Regions from separate parts of the Homo sapiens genome. Here region 1 is linked to region 2. Evidence: read pairs that join two places in POLR2A ChIA-PET (ENCODE). Cell type or tissue: OCI-LY7. All regions are shown on one strand.

Region 1 (5,000 bases), 190 kb before region 2:
TTAATTTCTTTGAATGCGTTACAACTTAGAACATTAATTGCTAAACAAATACTATAGTAAAGCCACAAAATGTGAAAAAAATAGTTAACAGCAAAGGAAGGAGAATTTTACTTCAGATCCTTAATTCTTATTATGTATGATTGTATTCCAATTCAGTTTTCTGATTTGCCTACTAACTTTCAATGTTGATTTCAGATAATAATATAAATCCTGAAATCACATCTGTCTAGCATTGCTAGGCTTTTCTTCCTACCTGGTCACTAAATATTTTTCTTTCATTCTCATCCCCCATGTATAAATAAAACACTTTTTAAGCATTGAGAATATTATCTTAAACAGATTCTCTGAAAATGATTTACAACAAATTCCACATTGTACATTGGGGAAGAATATTAATTCCATTATATGAGCATATTTCTTTTATAAAACCTCCACTCATTCATATCGGCACATTTAGTCATGATAACCATAATTAAAATGTCCTTAAATTTATTACTATGGCAGATTTTAAAATCACAATAGAAAACAGGATTCACTGTTGCGTTTCTTAAAGTCAAATCATCTTGACAAGCTAAGGTCACTTCAGTTCAAACCCCAAAATGTTCCTGTCCCTTAGGAGGCTGGGACATTATTAATATTTTTGTCAAGAAGGACTTGTGAAGGATGCAGTCTTTCTCAGGGATGAAATGAAAGGCGTATTCCACTGTGTGCCATGAAAGAGATTATATATCTTCCGCAGAGTTGGTTGGGGATCAACTGCCAGCTTCTTCATGGTGTGAACTCGTGATTGAAGCACCAGCTGTGATCCAGGGTTTGAAAGAGACCTTGAAAATGGCAAAGCAAGACCCTGTGTTCAGAACTGACAAAACCAAGCTGACGAGAGAAGCAAACGCTATTCTTTTGGAATGCTCATCGCAGGGAATGTCATTGACAAAAAGAAAAGCGTGGGAGAGAGAGGGGGAAAGGAGGCTTTTGTGTGATATAAACTGACAGACCTGAAATCAAATGATAATGCTGCAAAAATGGGGATTTTCTTGTTTATCCATTACATTGTAGATAAATAATGTCATTACAGGCAAAATACGTAGTCAGAAGAATACTTCTTTCTAAAGTTGCTTCATCAATGTAATTGGATTTTATTTGGCTTATAATATTAATTAGAAATATCTGTGTAGCATTTCTTGGCCTGATAGGAGTAAGGAGATTCCAGAGAGTTCTAAATTATACACAACTGGCACCTCATGTAGCTCCAGAGGGTCCTAAATTATACACAGACTATCACCTCATGTAACTCCAAGTTAGAATTAAAATGCCTTTGTTAACTACCCAGAAGTGGAAGGCAGTCATTTCTTCCCTGGGAGATTGGCTTCTTTGTTATTTTTAGCTTCTGAACACTTAAACGTATTTCTTTCATTTTTACTAACCCAGGCCATTAAGACAAAATGTGTATAAGGTAGTTTTTTGTTTTGTTTTGTTTTGCAGCACAACTGTTGGTATGCCCATTAGTGTCCAGTGGAAACTTTCACTTTCAGATGTGGAGGCCGTCTTCATGACCACATGGTTCTGAGTTGACCTCCTTGATGGTGCCTGAGTTGATCCTTGGAAATCAGCTACGTCCTAGTAGCTGACCACGAGGCAGCACTCTGCCTAGCAGGCACTAGACCAGCGTTATAAGTAGTGTGCCACACAGTATCTAGCCATTAACAGAATAGCAATGCTCCATCTTTGCTAGAGGACCACTTGGGAGAAACATATTATCCTTAGCCATTAAGTACAGACACAAAGAGGTGGTCCCCAGAGGGCTCCAGGACAAGTTGGAAAAGCCTTTGCTGAAGACAGAACCAGCTGCACTGAAAACCTGTTTTGCTAAATTTAGTGCACTTTGGACCTTCCTTTTAACTTCAGAGTTACCTCTCTAGACGCTGGTCAGTCCAACAATGTTTATTTAGTGACATGAGGCTGAGAAGATGAATATCCTCACGCTCAGTTATTTACATAAAGCTAAGTAGCAAAGCCTGTAATGTTATAATCAGGTACCTATCTGCAAGACAGTTTTGAATGACACAGGGTATGAAAAACATTTACTCTAGTTTACACTGTTTTTGAATACTGTTTAGTCTCTATGGTGAAAATATTAATACTTTTTAATGATGTATGTGATCAAACTTTTATTTGATTGGCTTCTTATGGCACAACTCTTACAAAAAGATGGGATGTCATCATGTGCATTCTCTGCCTTTGAGCCTCTGATGATTCCAGTCATCTCAGAAAGATAGGGCTCTGCCCTCTTGCTTCTGATTTGCTGGCAATAGACCTTCAACTAATAGTATATCTGCTCAGCTGAAGATGGAGTGCTAATCTAGGGGGACTCGAAATGGCTCTGTCATTTTCTAGATGACAGCTCCTATTTTCCACTGGCTTCTGGCACATGCGCTATCATCCGTCTATGTCAAGAAGACACTTGCTTATCTGGTTGCTAGAAATGCTTTTGTTAAAAACACGTAACTGCAGTTCATCAGTCTTGTGAGGAAGTTGTTGATTTTGCTAAACTAAGTTTAAACTCCACTGTGGTTTTCTGATATGACATCTATTTTTATTAGATATTGTCATGATTATTTATAGTGTCTTAGAAGCATACTAGAATTTTTTTTTTAATGGCAATTTAGTCAGCTGATTGAATGGTGCAAAACAAAAGTTTCAGGACCAGGTACGCCCATATCAGATTTGATTCTTCATTTTTTGGCAACCATTAATTAAGAAATCACTGGCTAAAGAAGAGATAGAAGTTGAATTAGGGCCATAAAAAATCAAAATTCAATGCAAATAATGTATGTCTCACAACAAACAATGGCAAGTATTTAAAAATAAAACCAGTCATCTAGTTGTAACTTATGAAATACTATCAAACACCAAAGAATATCATCTGAAAATATTCTTGATCAATTTGTAGAAGTAAAATTTCTATTTACACTGGAAAATATTTCCTTTTCTGGTTTTCTTTTTGTTTTGACCAGTCTGCTCTCATTCTTCTGGTTTGATTAAGACTTGATCAGTCAGAACTTGTGCAAACCCTGTCTGACTGATCCCAACTAGCCCTAAGTATTCAGGAAGCGGCTGAAGAGTTCCCGTTCAGGACAACCAGCTAATATTGGCTCAAATCCTTTTGTCAAATATTAACTCACAGCCAATAAGGTCGTTAACAGTGCCCAAGGCAAGGACATGCCTCCTAATCTTTGAAGCGCAGTACCCAAATGTCAAAGCCAAGTGCTGTTTCCAGCTGTCCTTTCTCATACTTGCCTGTCTGAAATATACCCTTGTGTTCTTTTCTCTTTCCTTCTTTTTCTTCATACAAATACAAACTCACAACCCTTTCTACTAGCTGCTGGGTCTATCATGTGGCCTTTTCATAACGTGGATTGGGGAGTACCAGATAGGGCACATTTTGTGGCAGCCATCTACTTTCTTTCAGCCTTTTAAAAACAATGGCTATGACTATTACCAGAGAGATGGTTGGTAAGAGCTGCTTTGAGATTTGCTGCACCTCTGAAGCCTGTGTCTGATGGAGGAGAAACGAAGCCAGGAGCTGAAGCTAGTACAATAAAGCTTTCCTGAGAGGTTTTGTGGATGGGAAGTTATGACTCCTGGGCGTGGAAACAGCCCCAGAACTCTGTTCTTGGGTCCATTTTCTTTACTTTTCACTTAAACTGATGAAAGGGACACCGATGAAAGGATAAGGGCCTGAACGTTTTTAACATCTGAAATATGTGCATAACATTGGATGTGTAAATAAATTTAAAAAGTGAGCACAGCAATTAAACTGAAAAACGATGAGGCATCTCTCATAAACAGAAGCTCTGTATTTCTTGAAAGGAAAAATACATCGAAAAATGAAGACAGAGAAAACAGAAAATCTGGAATTTATTTTCTTTTTAGCACAACAAGACCATGTTGGAATAGATTTGTCTAAAATGGGTAATGACATCAATTTTGTGATAAATAATTATATTTCTAATAAGAAAAAAGTGCTTCTAATTAGTTATATTGATATTCAAGTAATTGTAAATTAAGGGAAAAATATTTGATATTAAGTTATTTGCTTTTTAAAAGAAACTTGCAGAAAAGATGCTCATTTTTAAAAAACCAAATTTTATGTTGATTATTTTGCAACTTTATGAGCACATATACACCCAAATATTTTTAAAAGCATAGCAAGTGCTTCGTTTTCTCCTCGCATCTCTGACTCTTCTAAAAATAGATGAATCCATTCCTATAAAGCAGAACAAAACCAAATAAAATGCATATGAACTTCAGCCCCATAAATTTGAGAAAACTTTCAAACAATGGATACTTTGGATATTTTATACTAATCCTATTTAACTATTTTTTCATGTCATTTCTTCAGCTATATACATCAGTAAGAAATTAACTGCCTCTAAAAATTTGACAGTTATATCCTAGATTTTCAGAGTGGTATAGGTCAATATTTTCAATTTAAAAAATTTATCTTACAATTTATGCCTTTATAAGGGAGTGATAACAATGTTTTACTTATGCAGCTGTGACATATTGAATGAGGAAAGAGCTTTGCCATCTGCAGGTGAGGGCTAATACCTAGCATATGTCAAACGTGCTGGCAGTGGTATTCCAACTGTATTCTGACAACAGAATCAGAAGAAATAGTGTTAAGCTGAGGAGAAAAGATTTGGGGCAAGGAACAGTTTTCCAGATGAGGAGTTAAGAAACATTGCTTACTATAATAAGACAATTTTAATTCATTTTTAAGCACCACCATGGGGTGACCTCCAGAGACCAGCTTTTACAGAGAGGCTTGACACTCAGTTGCATTTTTCCTTGTAAGTAAGAAGCAAATTAGGTTACCTGTCCATCCAGGGTGCATGGAGAAAAAGACAGAGCTGGAAGAGAGATTGCTGACCTAGTGTTTCAGTCTACAGAGAAGGAAATCCACACCTCTCTAGCATTTATCATTAGCCAGTTGACAA
Region 2 (5,000 bases):
TAGATGGAAATATGCTATCTCTGTAATTTAAAAAGTAACAAAACCCACACATAATTTCAGTTTTCTTTCCTTACAGAGTAAGTGAAAATCTAGGGTTATACAAAGTTTTCACTTATCTTCCTCTTTTTTAAACTTAAATATGAAAGCTGTTTGGAAATTTGTAAAACTATTGGGCTTTTCAATCTCAGAAAATAATGAAGTAAATTTGGCAAGCATTTTTATTGTACATATTTAACACTTACTCCCTCCATTTATTCCTTGTCATAAAAATTTGGCTATAAAAGGAACTAAACTTACATAGAATTGAAGACCTCCCCTTCTTTTTTTTTTTTTTTTTTTTTTTTTTTACAGTTCTCCATCTAAATGGAAAATTCACACAGGGTACAGGCTAATGAATATGCATGAGTCTTCATGCATTGATATACATATGATTTCTCGTCTATAAAGAACGGTTTGGAAGACTTGTTATCTGACCAGAAAAGCCTGTAGTAAGTTGAGATAAAGGATGCTGACTCCAATCCCCTCAGCCTTTGCAACTGCTTTATATTCTAATCACTGCGCTAAGCATCTGTCCCCGGCAGGCAGCTTGTTCAATCTAGCAGATAACGAATGCAGCCCAATGGTGGCTGTGCTGGCCCTTCCCCACGCACGCGAGGAGCTAGTGTTCCATTCCTCTGATTACACAGGCAGCGGGAAAGCACTCTCAGAGCTGTAATTGCCTCCGTTTTGAAACATCTTCACCTGTTAGCCAAAGCTAAGTTGAATCACAGCAGAAATTATTAACAGTGGCTGTTTTCAAGCCAGCTTAATTTGAGCTGATGCTGCTGTTCACTTAACCCAGATGAATAGGTGTGCAGGACGAGAGTCTAAGCAGAGATGACACCCCAATGAATATTCGCTCGCAGCCCTGCTGCGGGGAGCTGGCTTGCACAACAACAGACGATTGTTAAAAAGCTAAGGGGGACTGGGGCGTTGGACGGGACTGGCTCCTCTTCAGGCACCTCTGTGCTCGTGAGAACTTCCTGACTGATGGCTGCTTTTAACAGCTAAATCATTTTTTCAATTAGTTTCCACAAATGTTGGCAAACACAGACTGTTTTTGGGGTTGTGCACAATGGTGTGAGAAACACTACCCTGCTTCCAGAGTGGCCAGAAACACTCTTTTTCAGAGAGCTGAACAGGCATTAAAATTTAATGGTCTGCTTTCATTTTCTCCGCAGTGTGCTTCAAGATGATTATAAATTACAGCATTCTGCTTACTTTTGACGGAATAAGTCATGTATCAGCATTTGATTTAGAAGCTATGTGTGCTTGACATATGAAACACATCTTGCAGATGTGATTTATCACAGAGCTCTTTTTTTTTGTTTCAGGACAAAATAGCTGAACAGGAGGCTCACCATTGTGACAGTGACCGCCATCCCCACAGTGGGGGTATGGCTGTGGCTTCCGAAGATTGAATCTTAGGAGTCTGAAAAATCTGAATTTATCTCTATTTTTCAAGTTGAGGAATTCTTTTGTTTTTCAAAGCTCAACATGATTCCTAAAGATCTCACTCTTTAAAAAAAAAAAAAACAAAACTGCTGGGAAAAGATGGGCAAGGCATTACTAAATATGGGAATTTTCTCCCAAAGTTAGATGGGGTGTCACAGAGCAAGACATCCCCCTGTAATGCCAGGGCAATTTGGGAAGCTGCTGGCTTATAGGGCCTCTGATGCAATATGACTGGCTCAGGAGGCAGGTTGAGAGCAGATGGGGGATTTGTCATTTGGATGGGTATGAGACTAGAGGGATGGTCTATAAAGGCAAAGCCTGATTCTGCTGTCAGCTAGTATATTTCTTTGCCTCTGAATCTATATCTGCTGGTGAACTGAGCTGCAACATGGCCAATCCATTCATTTCAGCATCTCTTTAGCAACAGCTCTGATGACTGTCGCCAAAATAGTTGTGTGAGGACCCACACTGATCATGAAATGATTTAACCAAACAATCAGCTGGGCCATGCTTTATTTACCAAGTCTGACTAATAACTATAACAAAGCTGCAGAAATCCTAAATATTATTTCAGAATCACATTTCCCGTAGAAGGTGTAACTTGGAAGTATATTCCCCTTCTTTGTCTCCTACTGCATCCTTTGCATCCTTATAAAACCAAATTCACGTTTCACCTTACCTCTTCTGTGTAGCTTTATCAGCACCTCCTGTTAGTTATTCATGGCCTCTTCTCTTTGGACAGTCTATTCCAGTACTTGTGACACCGTACTGTAATTATCTGTGATCTTTCTTCCTCCCCCTATGTTATTCTGTAAGACCTAACTCTTAATCATCTTCCTCTCCTCAGTCCCTAGTATACAGCCTGACATAAAATAGGCTCTCAATAACATTTTTAGGTGAATTAATGTTGAATGAATATATAAATGAATGATTATTTCAGTCAAAGGAATATGTGAGAGTATATAGCAGGCCTGGTAATAGTCCCTTAACATCTCTTTCTCCTTTTCATATGGGAAAAGAAATCTCAGTTTTTAGCTGGGCACGTGGCTTCCTGGAATTAAGACTTTGTTTCTCAGCCTCACCTGCAGCTAGGCATGATTATTTTCTAGAATGGGTCAATGGGATGTAGGTGGAAGTGGTATGGTAATTTAGGCAGTGTTCTTGAGCACAGCTGGACAGAGACTGTAATGGCTGCAGCTCTAGCAGTCAGTTTATACTCCAGGGTGTTCTTGGGATTGAAAGCCCTGTACTGCAGAACAAGATTGAAGGAATTGGGGGTTCTGGTACCACAGAGAGCACACTAACCCTGGCCTGATTACTTACAGGTTTCTTGAATGTGAGAGGAGAAAAACAAAAGCAAAAAAAAAAAAAAAAAAACTCACCCTCATAAACTGTGTGAATTGAAATCCTTGCTATGATTTACCAGCAGGACCAGCTACATAATTTGTAGGCTTTGGTGCAAAATAAAAATGAGATATCCTTTGTTCAAACATGATTAACAATCCCAAGACAGCAACAGCACAGATTAAAGCAGATGCATAGAACCCTGTGTGATGAAGCTGACCTTGCTTACAAGGCCTGATATTACTTGATTCCTGCCAAAACTTCTTGAAACTCACTTTGTATCAATGCCATCATCACTTACTGCATTTTAGCCACAGAGGCCTTGTTTCCTGGACAAACTAAACTCTTTCCTGCCGTAAGACATTTGGACTTGGCTTTTCCAAGCTGAGAACACTCTCTCACAGGTAATTGCTGTGCTCATGATTCTCGTGCTGGCTTCTTCTCCATCTTTATGAAACAAGCCAGCATAACCTCCATAGAAGAGTCTTTTTTTAGCACCTCTTCACTTGCAGTATTATAGTGCCTTCTTGTTTCTTCTGAGTCACACCTCTACTGATTTCTTATTATATTGCTTCCTTTTAGAAATTACTAGAATGTAAACTTCTGAAGGGCAGATTCTTTTTGTGTTTTGTTCATTGATATATTATTCATACAGTACACTGCTTGCTTAGAATATAGTAGGAACTCACTGAATATTTGACATGTGGTAAATGAGCACAACTTCAAGAATTTGGGCATTTAACCTGAATCATTTGGGTTCAAGGGTAGATTTCTTTTTTTTCTTTTTTTTTTTTTTGAGATGGAGTCTTACTCTGTCACCCAGGCTGGGGTGCAGTGGCATGATCATGGCTCACTGCAACCTCCACCTCCCGGGTTCAAGCGATTCTCCTGCCTCAGCCTCCCAAGTAGCTGGGAGTACAGGCGCACACCACCATGCCCGGCTAATTTTTGTATTTTCAGTAGAGACGAGGTTTCACCATATTGGCCAGGCTGGTCTCGAACTCCTAACCTCATGATCCACCCGCCTCCCAAAGTGCTGAGATTACAGGTATGAGCCACTGTGCCTGGCCAGATTTCTTGAGCTTTCTCAAAAACACTTTGCCTGATTTTACCAATTTATTCTATAAACACTTGATTCTCTATATTTGGTTATGTGGAAGTAGCCATGCAAAGGTAAAACTCACTTGTTTAAATATTTCCCAGAGTTGTTAGATGTGTGAAAAAGGAGGAATTTTCTCTCTGCTGGACATCTGTTTATATTGTCATTCATAGACACATGCCACCCTTAGAATCAAAACTACTTACTTCCTTCTCCTACAGCTTACTGTCTACATCAACATGTCTACATTCAGTATTCGTTATTTTCATTAGCATAACTTTACTATTCCAGGAGAGTCTTGCCCAGGCAAATAACTTGATTGTTCATTACTGGAACTCCCTGGAATATCCATCAACCCTTCAACAGAAAACATCAACAGGGAGTTGTTTCCATAGATTCTTTGAATCCTTTGCCTCACTTCCGTTCCACCAATCCTAAACTGATATATTACAATCCTTACCCAATCCTAATCAAGTCCTTGTGTTGGAAGAACCACTTCACACCAAACTTTTGAAGCAGGAAAATAGGGTCAGGAGGCAGGGAACATAAGGCCAATTCACACTTTAGCTATGACAGGAAATATCCTCTCCTAAGGGCATAGGCCAAGTAAATAATTTTGTAACTTTAATTCTTCCTCTCCATTTACATAGGGCATATGGAAGTAACCATGGAATCCTCTAGAGGTTACTTAAACTCCCCCAAATTCTGTACTGGGGCCCTTGGGCCCTTATGCTCAGCCCGCTCCCACACTGTGGAGTATACTTTCATTTTCAATAAATCCTTCATTCCTTCCTTGATTTGTTTGTGTCTTTTGTCCAATTCTTTGTTCAAGATGCAAAGAACATGGACAACCTCCAACAGTGACACTTTCAATGCTCAATAAATTTTGACTTTGCCTTCCCATCCCCAAGGGGTTATGAAAGGTAAGGTGGTGTTCTCCATTGCTACATTGAGTGATACAATGAGTTTCGTCTTCTCAACAGGTTGTGTTGCTGATATTTGGGGAGCTGGTGTTCAATAATTTTAATACCTTAAAAAAATAAAATGTCTGAGCTTATAAACT

Evidence for each region. Peaks named below come from ENCODE experiments on the same cell type or tissue, not always from the same donor. Only the 100,000 strongest peaks of a DNase experiment are listed, where the experiment ranks them.
Region 1: POLR2A ChIA-PET joins it to region 2 with 13 read pairs; 3 of 35 experiments call an interaction of 5 or more read pairs at or near these places.

Annotation. Positions count from the first base shown.
Region 1 is chr5:125,009,744-125,014,743 of GRCh38, forward strand. No RefSeq gene overlaps it. Among named protein-coding and RNA genes, the nearest start is that of ZNF608, 270 kb to the left of the region's middle. RefSeq lists a silencer at 2,340-2,540. In OCI-LY7, no CTCF peak of the experiment used is centred here; a DNase peak (open chromatin) is centred at 2,378; H3K4me3 peaks cover 578 bases; H3K27ac peaks cover 460 bases.
Region 2 is chr5:125,199,884-125,204,883 of GRCh38, forward strand. The region is part of intron 4 of LOC101927421 (a long non-coding RNA gene); the gene reads left to right. Among named protein-coding and RNA genes, the nearest start is that of LINC02240, 290 kb to the right of the region's middle. In OCI-LY7, no CTCF peak of the experiment used is centred here; a DNase peak (open chromatin) is centred at 578; H3K4me3 peaks cover 1,294 bases; H3K27ac peaks cover 757 bases.